Regions from separate parts of the Homo sapiens genome. Here regions 2 and 3 are each linked to region 1. The links are chromatin contacts, found by Hi-C or POLR2A ChIA-PET in ENCODE. All regions are on one chromosome and are shown on one strand. The core of a region is the stretch at or near the end of the contact, and the rest is flanking DNA. Distances in the headings are between cores, read along the strand shown.

Region 1 (4,902 bases), core at 714-3,213:
TACTTATTTTGCTAAATGCCATGGAGAACCAAAGAAAAGGCTGTGCGCAGCAGAAAAAGTCTTGCATCAGAGAAAGCGGGCCTTGGTTCTTTTTAGTACTCCTTCTATCCGACATTTGGCCAAGTTACTTATCCTCTCTAGGCCTCAGTTTCCTTATGTGTAAATCGAGGGTAATAATAGTGTCTATGTCCTAGGGTTGCTGAAAGGATTAAATGCAACATTTATCCTTCTTGTACCTCAATTTAGTCATCACAACATTGTGATTAGGATTAAATGGGAAAATATTAATATAGGATATCTAAAAGCATGTAGCATGTAAGTGAGCTTTATTGTATTGTCCTTAAGAAGCTTGCAATCTAGTTAGGGAAACAAGAATCATATAGGTAGAAAGATTAGAAAATAAGAGGTTGGTGATAACCAAGATCATTTAAAAAAGTAAATGAGTGCCCATTATGTGTCAAGTCCTTTATAAGTGATCTCATCTAATAAGGAGAGGAGTCCTATGAGAAGATCATTCATGATCTCATCTACTCCAGTCTAGACCATTAGTATGTGGCAGAGTCAAGGCTGTAATAACTAAGAGGCAGGATTCAGACTCTTGTCTTACCTCTATATTTCCAAAGCTGAAGCATCATAAATACCAACTGCTGACTAAGCCAAGAGGATTGTCCCTGTGCAGTAGGAAAAGCTGGGCCACCAGGTTTAATGACCACCACCACTTGTTCTGGGCAGACGGTGTATCAGACACTGCACAGATTATTTAACCAACTTGTCTTTTCAACAGCTCTATCAGTTCTCGATAATCTTTGTTTTTTTGAGACGGAGTCTCACTTTGTTGCCCAGGCTGGAGTGCAGCGGCGCGAACTCTGCTCACTGCAACCTCCGCCTCCCAGGTTCAAGTGATTCTCCTGCTTCAGCCTCCCAAGTCGCTGGGATTAAAGGCGCCCGCCACCACGCCCGGCTAATTTTTGTATTTTTAGTAGAGATGCGGTTTCACCATGTTGGCCACGCTGGTCTTGAACTTCTGACCTCAGGTGATCCGCCCGCCTCGGCCTCCCAAAGTGCTAGGATTACAGGCGTGAGCCACCGTGGCCAGCCTCAATAATCTAATTTTTATTTAAAGAATAGGAAACACGACTTAAAGAGACTATTCATATTAACAGCTACTATTTATTGAAAGCTACAGCCTATCTAAGGTGGATGCTTTTGAATCTGAATCCATGTATATCCAAAACAGTTATTTATCACTAAGTAAAACAAACAAGATCCAGGGCTCCCCCGTTCACAGAATGGCCAAGCAAAGAGAAGTTGAGAGTGCAAGATTGCCTGTGGGGGCTAAGCTGGAGTTAAATTACGATCAAGTTTTTCTTTATTCAGAACTAGGTGTCAGGCACGGTACTAAAACGTATTCACACCCTCTGTGAAACCTGCTAATTACTCCATTTACACAGAAGGAAACTGAGGCTCAGAGAGGTGAGGGAACTCACCCAAGGTCACACAGCGAGCGAACAGTATTCGAACTCCAGTTTAGGTGAGTCCTGGGGCCCAGAGTCTTTCCTCGGCATCAACAACCACAGGAACAAATCACCCAGCATTAGTCCGTTTATAAAGGCCTACCGTCCCCAAAGTGAAAAGAGGTGGAAAGGGCCGCGGAAAGAGCCCCTGGAGCACACACGCCAGATCCCAGCACTTGTTCCTCCGACCTGGCCAGGCAGGGACTGTGCCCTAGAGCCAACTCCCTCAAAGTCCCCAGCCCCACCACTCGGAGGACTGACGACCCAGTTCTCCCGCAGGCCGGACCGCAGGCCCTACCGGCCTACCCGCAGGCCGACCTTTATTCGCCGGAGGTCCCCGCACTTGGGGTCGGGGCCGCAGCTGCCACTGTCTCAGCCCAAAACACCCGAGTTCTGCCAGACCCGGGGCAGCAGCCGACGCACTACCGCCATCTTGCCCCGCGGTGTTCGCTTTCAGAACCCCGCCAGGAAGCAAGCATCCAGTTCCGGAAAATGACAGTTCCGCAGAGCTTCTTCGCCCGGGAAGGAAAACTTCCCCACACCTTGCCTCCCCTCTGGCAGCTGAAATAGCGGAGGTGGGATAAATGCCCTCCCCAGCCGAGAAAAGCTGGAACCCACTCCGGCCGGGGAGGCTGGAAAGAAAACTGGCCCCTAGGCGCACAACGGACGGCTTAAGACGTTGCCCTCTGCGGGGCGGAAGTGGGGTGCGGACAGCGGAAGTTATCGCTCCGGCCCCGCCTCCGCCCCCGGCTGGCGTGAGCTGGGTGTTTCCTGCCTCTCTCAGTCCGGGTTTGGAGACTCCTGCGTCCTCCGACTTTTCATGGTAGGGAGGGCGGTGCCCATGGACTAGGGGTTGAGGGCGGCCGAGGGAGCTGGGCAGCAGCAGAGTATAAGAAGGGACCGAGAGGAGGGGGTGTGATGAGGGGCAGTCACGATAGTGGAGAGGCATTTGGGGGATTGGTTAGGGGAAAGGCCCGGGGTGGGGGAAGGGCTTTGGGTGGAGAATTAGGGGCGGGGGTGGTGGTAGGGAGGCTCCCTGGCGGTTAGGAATCCGGGAAGCACATTTGGGCTTGCGGAGTAGATACGTGTGTGCGTGAGGAAGGGGTGTCTCCAAGTGAGTCCTGAGTGCTGGTTGGAGATGGGAGTTGGTGATTGCGAGGAGAACAAAGAGATATCAATTGAAAACGGACATTTGGGGGTGGAAAATGAGGATTTGGAGGATTATGAAGGAGAATGAATGGGCAGGTTATGAGAAGGTGAGGTAGGATTCCTTGGGGCGGAGCGTTTGGCGTTTTGGAGGTTGTGGCTGGAGTCGCTGAGTTTCCAGGAAGTGGGGAAGGGGCTCCCAGGTGCGTCTGAACACACGGCCCAGTGAGGGAAAGAAATCGAGAGAGCCCAGCAGGCTGATGTGCGTTCAGTGCTTGGAATCCTGGGGAGAGATGCCAGGGGCCTGAGGTTAGGATACCTGCGCCACGGAGTTCAGTGCCTCAGCTGGCGCCTGGGTACCTATCTGTAACTTCCATTGAGGCCAGAGGTGACCACGCCTAAGGAGCGGAGGATGTTTCAAGATCTGTCTCTCAGCTGTGGGGTTTGTCTGCTTGGGATCCTCAAGGGTCTGTTCCCTGAGTAGCTCATTGTCCCTGGGTAGAGATGACCAAAGATTGGCCCAGATCTTCTTTCTACTTGCTTGCTTGTTTGTCACGTCCCTGGAAAGTGCAGTCTTAAGGGAAAATCAGTCCCAGTGACGCTGCTGAAGAAAAGTCAGTTATCCTGTAGCTGACGTTGACTAGTCCGCTCCATTTTGTGCAAAATAAGGACCAGCGGATGGGAAGAAGGCAGCATAAACCAGTGGTTCTCAAACTCTGGTCCCACCAGCAGCAACACCTGGTAACTTATTCAAAATGGCTGAAATTTCAAGCCCTGTCAGAGACTACTGAATCAGACATTCTTGGGGTGGAGCCCATCTATCGGTTTTAACAAGCCCTGCAAGGGATTAGACTAATGATTTCTTGATTTGGACTGTGTAATGAAAGGGGCAAAGGAGTTGGGAGTCAGAGGGCTCTTATAGGTGTGATTCCTAGTTTTCTCCCCAAAAAAGTGGGGTTGATGATAAACATCTTTCTCACTAGAACATTGAGAGAAATAGACCAAGAGTTTGTGTATTAAACACAGGGAGAGAATGTCATTTGATGGAAGTTGCAATTGGCGGTAGCTGTCTTATAAGCAAATTTTGGATGTAAAATGCTGCAATTATGTGACTTAGTTTAGTTGAAATGTAACAGCAGACTTTTCTGAGTTGTAGAAATGCCCTCAGTTTGGGAAGGTTTTATACAAGCCTCAATACAGTGTTTCTTAAACTTCTTTGCTGTAGGAATCCCCTGAGGTGATGCTTTGCCTCACATCCCTGGCAACTCTTAGATAAAGCTGGTTAAATACCTTAGCTAGGTGGCAGTAAGCCCTGGTCCCACATCCGAATCCCCCAAAGAGCTTTTTAAACACTAGTGACTGATCAGCCACCCCTCCGCATCTCTGAGATACTGATTAATTGATCTGGGGTGTAGCCCAGGCAAGCACAGGTGTGTGTGAGTTTGTTTTTGTTTTTTGGAGACAGGGTCTTGCTCTGTCGCCCAGGCTGGAGAGTGCACTGGTATTATCTTGGCTCACTAAAGCCTCACCTTCCCTGCCTCAAGCAGTCCTCCCACCGCAGTCTCCCGAGTAGCTGGGACTACAGGTGTGTGCCACCATGACCGGTTAATTTTTTTTTTTAATTTTTTTGTGGAGATTAGGTCTTATGTTGCTCAGGCTGGTCTCGAATTCCTGGGCTCAAGCAATCCTCCCGCCTCAGCCTCCCAAAGTGCTGGGATAATGGGTGTGAGCCACTGTGCCTGGCCTGGCATCATGTTTTTTAAGCACACGCAGGTGATTCTAGTAGCCAGGGTTGGGAACCACTGATCCCAATGTTTGAGACGCCCAAAGGAAACTACACAAAGGACTAGGTGCCAAATGCTTTAACATTCATTCTCTGAGGGTTTTGAAGATTATGGCTTTAACACTCCATTTTACAAGTTAGAAAACTGAGACTTGGGTTAAATTGCTTGAATTTCACGAAGGAAATGGTGGAACTGGATTGCAATCCAGGTTTGCCGAGACTATCCCGTTTTCCTTAACACACACACAGGCACACAAGACTTCTACAGAGAAGCATATAGAAAACGTGGGGTCAGGGATTTGGTGCGTTTTTTCCTACTGTACTTGCCTGAGCCTCCTTTTCAGTCGATGATTTTCCCCCTTCAGCTGATTTTTGTATTTTCATGCATGCATACAGTTGCTTCCTCCCTGTGGCTCTGAAGCTGTGAAGTGGGGGCTGGCTTTGGTTTATGGTGTTTTG
Region 2 (4,337 bases), core at 424-2,923, 1.3 Mb before region 1:
GCTTACCATCTGACTGACTAAATGACTCTCCATAGAAAAAAGCCTTGTCTGTCTTGATCACCCCTGCTTCCCTGTCTAGAACAATGCCTGGCACAGAGTGGGTACTCCATAAATATTTGTCTGCTGAATGAATTGCTGTCTTTCATATTTCTACCCTAAATGCCATTCCGATGATGCACCCTGCCCTGGAGTAGCCCAAAGTCCTGTGGACTCCAGCAAGAGCCCCCCCTGACCTCCATAGCCAGATGTTCACAGCAGCGCTGGGCACCAACTCCGAATGTCACCAACTGGGCTCATTGCCTTGGCCTGACAAATGGCACTTATGTGACTTCTGGTGGACAGAGCTGTAGCAGGGGAAAGTGAGTTAGTGCCTGAGGAAAGTGGATCGATAGGCTGAGTTCTGAAACTCAAGGGCCCTGCACCAGTAGCGAGGGGGCCCAAGTAAGGGGACATGGAGCCCGCACCCTGAGGACATTGCTTTGGAAGAGGATGCCTGGGTGGTGCAATTACCTCGTGGCATACTGAGATGGGGATTCGTGCATCCTGCACGCCTTGGGAAACAAAATGAATTTCTCGGAGAGAGGGGGCTTTGCAAAATGTAAAGCGCTGCAGGAAGCAACGTACATGGAAAGGTCAGGAAAGAGAGCCGATCTGTTTGCTGAGTGTGGGCTGTACTTCCAAACCCAGCCAAAGTCGACGCGCAGCCCCTGGAGGTGGCACAGTTTGGGGGCCCCTTGGATAGGAGTGCCCTCGGGGAGGCTGGGAAGCCAGAGAGGAATGGGCCAAAGTTTCTTCGGGTGTCTGCAGAACCCAGGACCGCCCGCGCAGCTTGCATCTTCTCTTCCCGCCCCCGGCCTGCACGCGTGAAATCTGCAAATTCCCCTTTTAACTGCTGCACGCGCTCGTTCAACTTTGCCCTGGCTAGAATCGGGATAACCGTCCCGATGATTACATAACTTTCCGAGTTCAGGGAAGATAAATCCAAGGGACAGAAATGATAAAATTTTCTTTGAGTATGGATTTTTTACCCCTAAAGTTACAGAAGTGCACAAAAAATATATATACAAATACCCATATACCCACCACTCACAATGAGTTAACTGTTACATTTTGACTTATCTGAAAGAGGGTTTTTTCTTTTTAGTTACCAAATAAACCTTTCTCTTGTCCCAAGTTCCAGTATATCTGAATCCAAAATAAGTCAACCTTCTTTTCTTTATTATTCTTTTCCATCCTCACCCCAGATTTATCTTAAAGGGTAAGTTCCAGGACCCCCGAAATCCCTCGGTGAGCTCCCACCTGTCCAGGTCTGCAAACATCTAGACTCAATGCACAAGATCCGGCGATGGCCGCAACCGGCGGTGTGCACAGCTGCATTTCCTCCCCCAGCCCCAACTCCCGCGTGCAACTTTGCAACTCTCGCTCGGGCCCGGCATTGGGGGCGGGCCTATTTACTCGGCCCGTTTGGCGGAAGGATCCCATGCGGGGACGCGGTTGCGCTCAGCCATCTGCGCCCCGCCCAGCGCCCGGGCCCCGCCCCCTCCAGCGCCCGGGCCCCGCCCCCTCCCGCGCCCCCTATGGCCCATAAAGAAGTCCCGGCCGGGCCGCTGCACTCCCCGCGCGCATCCGTGCGCCGCCCGAGGCTGTCTAAGGAGTCGGCGGCCATTTTGTTCTTCTCGTGGTTCCAGTGGGGAGAGAAGGAGGAAGTAGGGAGCGGGGTGGCAGGGGGGGGACCCGCCGCGGCTGCTGCCACCGCCGCCACCACCGCCTCTGCTCGTGGCGTGGGAAAGGAGGTGTGAGTCCCGGGCGCGAGCCGGCGGCGGCGCCGCTGCGGGAGGGTCGGCGGTGGGAAGGCGATGGCGGATTTAGATAAACTCAACATCGACAGCATTATCCAACGGCTGCTGGAAGGTAAGGGGGGCGGCGGGCGGCTGAAGGGGGAGGCGGGCCTGAGGGCGGCAGGCGGCCCCGGGGGCTCGAGGGAGGGGAGTTGGGAGGCCGGTTGGGCTTGCAGCACCGTGGGGAGTGAGCTCCTCGAGTTGGCCCACGGGCCGGGGACTGCAGCCGGAGGGAGGCCAGCCCGGGATTCCCAACTTGTCGCCAGCTGCGGACCCTCCAGGCTCCGCTCATTCATTGCACGAGGATGCAGGCTTCCTCCCGGCCGTGGAATTTGAAAACTCCGCTCCCCACCCCCACGTTTCCCGCCCCTACCCGTTTGCCCCCGCGCACTGGACGGGTCTTTGGAGCGATGGTTGGGGATCCCAGTCCAGCCTCCTGGACGACGTGTGCCGTGCTGTGCGAGATGGACTTTTCGGTGCTCGTCCTCTCGGAAGGCAGTTTGATGAGGGCATGAGTTCCGCCGGGTTTGGGGGCTCTTTTCCTGCTTGCTTTTATTTTTATTTTTCGTGGTTCTGGGGTCTTGGGGGGCCCATTTCTTGTTACTTGGTAACAAGCGTTCATGTCTCAAGAGGTGTGAGAACCTGTCTTCGCCTGCCCTCCAAATCCTTTTAAGTTGTTCTAATCTTGGAGAGGTCTCCGCGCTCTTTTCCTGAGCGTGCATCTGAAGAGGAAGCCAACGAGGCTGACGCTATCATTATCTTTCCAATGTGCCAGGCTCTGTCTTAAGCACTTTGCGTCCATGAATTATTACTGTAATCATAACTGACGCTTCTAAAGCGCTTACTGTGTGTCAGGCATTCTTTGAGCACTTAAGACAGATTTCATTTAATTCTCCCACCCATTGCAAGATATTTGCAATTTTTTTTGTTTTTGTTATTTTACAGAAGAAACTGAGATGAAGTCACTTAACCAAGGTCACACAGTTAGTGACAGTTGGATTTCAAATCCACATAGCCGGGAGCTAGAACCCTCTACAGACAACACTGTCACCTTATGTAGGAAGGAAGGTGGCCAGTGGTTAAGTAAAGGTTAATAGAAAGCTTTAAATTTCGGCTCATCTAAGACTTGTGAGGTGCCTGGCAATTGATTCATGTTGATGTGGGAGAGGGGCGAGGTTCAGCTTTTAAAGACGGAAGCTGAAATGAGCTGCTTTCAGATTCAAGGGCATGTCAACGGATGCTAACATCTTATCCAAGACTTTGTAAGAATTCAGTCATATCCCCTAACTTGGACACTTCATAATGGGAACTTGGCAGTTTCAACTGCTTTTTGCCTTTATACAGTCCTAAAATATTGTTGGACTATAAATGCTGTGAGTGGTGGAGTCGAGGGCATGAACAGTTGGACAGCTCTGGTGTTAGAATTTACAGATCTTTTAAAGTAAGTTATTAAAATGAAGCTCCTGAAAATATCTCGTCCTTTTCTTAATCTGTGCATTCTTTCCTTTTATGCTGTCTTTAAAAAAAAAACAACAAAAAAAACACTAAATGTCATTAAGGACCCCTGAAATGCTCTTGAAATGTTATTGCAGGTGAAAACCTTGTATTGTAGGTGAAAACCTTGTCATTCTTTTAATGCCAGGTATTTATATAAGAACCATACTTTTTCATACTAGTTAATATAGTTCTTTAATTTATTCGAGGCAGCAGTTGGTCAGAAACTGATTAAAATAGTTTGCTGTAAGAAAGGAACTTTTTGTTAAATATTTTCTTTCTAAATTTTAAAATTCTGCTTATCTCTGCAGGGATATGTGTGGCTTTATTTCTCTGAGGAAACAGGAAAAGTTGGAATTTGCATGGATTAGAAACATTAGAATTTTAAGATCATCTAAGGCTTGCTAATTTAAGTTCTGGTTTGCCCATAACTGCCTCTATTCATAAACAGCTTTTGTTAATTTTGATCTTTAAAATTGTAATAAGTACTTTGCCTGGTAAGTAATGATACATCTAAAATGAGATCATTGTTTCTTAATAGTTCCTCTTGTTATGTGGCACTTGAAAACCAGGTTTTCTTATATTTCATTTTTTGCTGAAATTAATAAAGCAGTGCATTTTAATGCCTTGGGAATAGGCTAACTGCAAAGTATACTTAAATTTCTTTTTTTCTCGTGGGTGTTAAATTGGCAGAGAAACAGTTGAAGATGATCCATTGAGGATATGTAGATATCTAAGTTAAATGATGTTGGTAATAAATTCTGTTTTACAATTTTTTATTTAAAAAAATTAAATTTAATAATTTAAAATAGAAATGAGAGTCTCACTGTGTTGCCCAGGCTGTTCTCAAACTCCTGGTTTCAAGCAGTCCTCGCACCTCGTCCTCCCCAGGTGCTGGGGTTATAGTCATGAGCCACCGTGCCCGGCCTAAATTTTATTCTTTTCATAATGCCCCCAAAACCTTTTTTTTCCCTAAATAAGATGTAAGTATATCTGAAAGTAGAG
Region 3 (4,453 bases), core at 1,439-3,938, 1.3 Mb before region 1:
TTTCCCTCCCTTTTCCCCTCCTCTAGAGTCTCAAGATTGGGGCCAGGCAGCAAGACAGTGAATATAAAGTGAAAAGTCACCTGGAGATTTCCAGGCCACCAGATGTGCAACGTATTCAGACAGAACAGCTGGATCATTTAACAGCTTCCTTGTTTTCCCCCAGAACATCCGCTGCGGGGGTGTCTCACACAGCATATCTACATGAAGACACGCAGGTGTGTGCCCCCGTGTGTTGCCTCATGAGACCCTGTGCAAAAGTCACCATTGTCTGAAAGCCCCACTTGTATCCTTTAATGTAATCTGATTCAAATTTCTTCCCCTGCAACTTCCCTCTTTTCCTCTTCTTACATAACATAGCTAAAAAACCTGGTGCTGTTTAATCATCTCAGATACCTTCCACTGGCTTCCTGTGATCTTCAAGTGATCTTGTGAGTGAGGTGTTTGGAAAGATGAGACAAAATGAGGAAGAAAGTCTAAAGAAAGCCCTGGAGAGAGCTGGAAAGAAAACCCTCAAATTCAGCGCCAATCATGGTGGCTCACACCTGTAATCCCAGCACTTTGGGAGGCCAAGGTGGGTGGATTGCTTGAGACCAGGAGTTCGAGACCAGCCTGACCAACATGATGAAATCCCTTCTCTACTAAAAATACAAAAATTATCCTGGCATGGTGGTGGGCACCTGTAATCCCAACTACTCAGGAGGCTGAGGTGGGAGAATTGCTTGAACCCAGGAGGTGGAGGTTACAGTAAGCCGAGATCACACCACTACACTCAAGCCTGGGCGATGCAGCAAGACCCTGTCTCAAAAAAACAAAAACAAAAGCAAATACAAAACTCAAATTCAGGGCACTGCATTGTTCTTGGCCCCATTATACAGATGAAAGAACTCTAGGGTCCAAAAGCTCAAAAGAACCTGTACTCCAACCCCAAACTCCTAGCTCTTATCATGCAACTCAACTGCCAGCATCACAGACAAAGCAAAGCTGGAAAAGACCTCACACATGGGGCTGCATGGTGCAGAGAGCATTGCCTCAGCCTCTCATGTCGGCTAGACAACACTGAGTTCAAATCCCTTTCCTGGGACTTAGAAGCTGCCGACTTGGGCAAGCCGTGTCAGCTCTCTGAGCCTCGGTTTCCTTATCTATAGAATGGTAATAATAACAGTATCTCGACCAGGCGTGGTGGCTCACACCTGTAATCCTAGCACTTTGGGAGGCTGAAGCAGGGGATCACCTGAGGTCAGGAGTTCGAGACCAGCATGACCAACATGGTGAAACCCCGTCTCTACTAAAAATACAAAAATTAGCTGGGTGTGGTGGCGGGCACCTGTAATCCCAGCTACTCGGCAGTCTGAGGCAGGAGAATCACTTGAAGCCGGGAGGCAGAGGTTGTAGTGAGCCGAGATCGTGCCATTGCACTCCAGCCTGGGCGACAGAACGAGACTCCGTCTCAAGATAGTAATAATAACAACAACAACAACAGTATCTCTCTCTCAGAGGGGTGTTGTGAAGATCTGATGAAACGAGACATGTAGAGTTCCGAAATGATAGTAAGGACTAGAAAATGTATGTTGTTGTTAGAATTAGTACAAAACTGAGGCCCAAGTTTACACAAATTAGGTAATGGCAGATCCAGGCTTAGCAGCTGGTCTTGCAGCTCTCACTCCAGCATATTATTTCCTTTTTTTTTCTTCTTGAGATGGAGTCTCGCTCTGTCGCCCAGGCTAGAATGCAGTGGCGTGATCTCAGCTCACTGCAACCTCCGCCTCCCAGGTTCAAGCGATTCTCCTGCCTCAGCCTCCTGAGTAGCTACGACTAGAGGGGTGCGCCACCGCGCCTGGCAAATTTTTTCTATATTTAGTAGAGATAGGGTTTCATCATGTTGGCCAGGCTGGTCTCAAACTCTTGACCTCAAGTGATCTGCCCGCCTCGACCTCCCAAAGTGCTGGGATTACAGACGTGAGCCACCGCAGCTCTTGTATTTTCACCAAGAGAGTTTCTTGCTACTTACTCTTCCACCAAAAACAGTGATAATACTAATTATTTTAGTTATTACAGCTGAGACTCTGTGTTCCAGATCCCATCTTAACACCTTACACCTGCTCATCAAATCATTGTGACAACCTTGTAACATAGGTCCCATCATTATCCTTAGTTTATAGATGAGGAAACTGAGGCCCAGAAAGCAAGAGAACCTTGCCCAAGGTCACACAGCTAGTAGACAGCAGGGCTAGGATGCAAAGGCAGGCAGCCGGCCCCAGAGTCCACCTTGTAATCTCTGCACTCACTGCTTTCCATTAAACTTCTTGGGGATTTACCGCAAATCATGGTTACTTTTCTTTACTATTATCTCTATATATATATCAATTGACTTTCACTTACACAAGTAATATGTGAATGAATACATTCTAAAAAACAAAAACAAAATTAGGGCATGACTGACAAAACTAAACTCTGCTTGGACATTACTCTTATTTTCCACTGTGAGTAGTTTGGTAAGAATCCTCTCAGCCTTTTGCCTACACGTTTACATATGTACTTTACTGCCACTTTGCATACTCTTCCCACTGGGCCTCTAGAAAACAGTAGCTGAGACGGCAAACTTGAGACTGAAGAAAGGTTGTGGGGGCTGGAGATGGTATCACTTTCTGTTTTCTGTAGATCAGTTACCTATAAATATTCTGAAAGCTTCCCGGCAGGTGACTCAGCCAATGGGCCAGAGAGTTGGATGCATAATTAGGTTTCCTTGGCTATCTGCAGAGACAAAACCAGAGAAGGTGGGCTGTCTCTATCCAATATGGCTGCCACTCACCAAATGGGGTTTTGGGCCCTTGAAATGTGGCTTGTCCGAACTGAGATGGGATATAAGTGCAAAATACCAGATTTTGTAGCCTTATACAAAAAAAAAAAAAGAGGATAACATAGCTCATGCTTTTTTAAAAAAAACCTTTCCTATGGTGCTAAATTAATTTCTTTTCTTTCTTTCTTTCTTTCATTCATTTTCTTTCCTTCCTTCTTTCTTTTTTTTCTTATTTCTATGAGTCAGGGTTTCACTCTGTCACCCAAGCTGTAATGGCCTCACAAGTAGCTGGGACTTGTGTATGTGTAATCACTTCTAGCTAATTTTCTTTACTTCCTTCCTTCCTTTCTTTCTTTCTTTCTTTCTTTTCTTTCTTTCGAAACAGGGTTTCACTATGTTGCCCAGACTGGTCTCAAATTCCTGGCTTCAAGCAATCCTCTCACTTTGGCCTCCCAAAGTGCTAGGATTACAGGCATGAGCCACTGCACCTAGCCTTGAAATACTTTCTTTTTTTTCTCTCTCTCTTTTTTTTTTTGAGATGGACTGTCTTGTCACCCAGGCTGGAGTACAATGGCATGATCTTGGCTCACTATAACCTCCACCTCCCAGATTCAAGCTATTCTACTGCCTCAGCCTCTCAAGTAGTTGGGATTACAGGTGCCTACCACCGTGCCCGGCTAATTTTTGTATTTTTAGTAGAGACGGGGTTTCACCATGTTGGCCAGGCTGGTCTTGAACTCCTGACCTCAGGTGATCCACCCGACTCGGCCTCCCAAAGTGCCAGGATTACAGGCATGAGCCACTGTGCCCGACCAGAATGCTTTCTTTATATTGATTACGTGTTAAAATGGTCATTTTTAAAATATATCAGGTTAAATTAAATATATCATTTAAATTAACTTCAGCTTTTTTAATGAGGCTACTGGAAAAATTAAAAGTCCATATGTGGTTTGAATTCTTTTTTTTTTTTTTTAAACACACTCTGTTGCCCAGGCTGGAGTGCAGTGGCGAGATCTTGGCTCCCTGCAACCTCTGCCTCCCAGATTCAAGCGATTCTCCCGCCTCAACCTCCCAAGTAGCTGGGACTACAGGCGCCCACCATCACACCTGGCTAATTTTTGTATTTTTAGTTGAGAGGGGGTTTCACCATGTTAGCCAGGCTGGTCTCGAACTCCCGGCCTCAAGGGATCCATCCGCCTTGGCCTCCCACAGTGCTGGGATTACAGGCGTGAGCCACCGTGCCCGGCCTTGAATTCTATTTCTAATGGATAGCGCTGTTCTAAACAGTTGCTTGAGGAGACACTATTTTAAAAAATTATCTGAGAATGGTAATGATAGTTCGATTGTATCAGGTGCTCTAAGATGAGGTTGCAGGCTAAACACTTCCCATTGCTTATCTCTTCCATTCCTTCACAACAGTTGCATGAGCTAAGCACTATTCTTACCTCCATTTTGCAGAGGAGGAAACTGAAGCTCAGAGAAGTGAAGTCATTTGCCCAAGGTCACACAGCCAGGAAGCAGCCAAGCAGCAATCTGAACACATCCCTCAAGGGATTAACCCTGTGGATGACAGGACAAGAAAACCATTCACAGGGACCCGCCTCAGAGATGAGTATAGTCAGAAGAAAGTCCTGGAAAAGCCAGGTTCCAATGGGA

The links. A loop is a pair of places that touch in the nucleus more often than their neighbours do. ChIA-PET counts read pairs that join two places held with the same protein, here RNA polymerase II (POLR2A). Pooled maps may share reads with other maps.
Region 2: a map of CD4-positive, alpha-beta T cell shows a loop between it and region 1 (9-fold over the local background). The contact joins the promoter of PPP1CC here to the promoter of UBE3B in region 1. A Hi-C loop is called at or near these places in 2 of 168 maps with a recorded cell type or tissue (CD4-positive, alpha-beta T cell and CD8-positive, alpha-beta T cell) and 3 of 50 pooled maps.
Region 3: a loop to region 1 is called in a pooled map, with 8 times the contacts of the local background. The contact joins the enhancer-like site here to the promoter of UBE3B in region 1. A Hi-C loop is called at or near these places in 2 of 50 pooled maps. POLR2A ChIA-PET finds 5 or more read pairs at or near these places in 2 of 52 experiments (CD4-positive, alpha-beta memory T cell and activated CD4-positive, alpha-beta T cell).

The regions. Positions count from the first base shown.
Region 1 is chr12:109,474,695-109,479,596 of GRCh38, reverse strand. UBE3B (ubiquitin protein ligase E3B) reads right to left here and starts at 1,963. Exons shown (of 28, transcript NM_130466.4): 1 at 1,488-1,963. It overlaps KCTD10 (potassium channel tetramerization domain containing 10), which reads left to right and starts at 2,297. Exons shown (of 7, transcript NM_031954.5): 1 at 2,297-2,337. The coding sequence starts at 2,335. RefSeq lists enhancers at 2,051-2,140, 2,649-3,384.
Region 2 is chr12:110,740,227-110,744,563 of GRCh38, reverse strand. It overlaps PPP1CC (protein phosphatase 1 catalytic subunit gamma), which reads left to right and starts at 1,673. Exons shown (of 7, transcript NM_002710.4): 1 at 1,673-1,911. The coding sequence starts at 1,857. RefSeq lists enhancers at 94-678, 1,440-1,948 and silencers at 1,443-1,582, 1,743-1,802.
Region 3 is chr12:110,774,851-110,779,303 of GRCh38, reverse strand. No RefSeq gene overlaps it. Among named protein-coding and RNA genes, the nearest start is that of PPP1CC, 34 kb to the right of the region's middle. RefSeq lists an enhancer at 2,507-2,846. Within about 2 kb of position 2,688, at least 2 of the 41 ENCODE cell types and tissues checked have a DNase peak (open chromatin) inside an H3K27ac peak, as active enhancers do.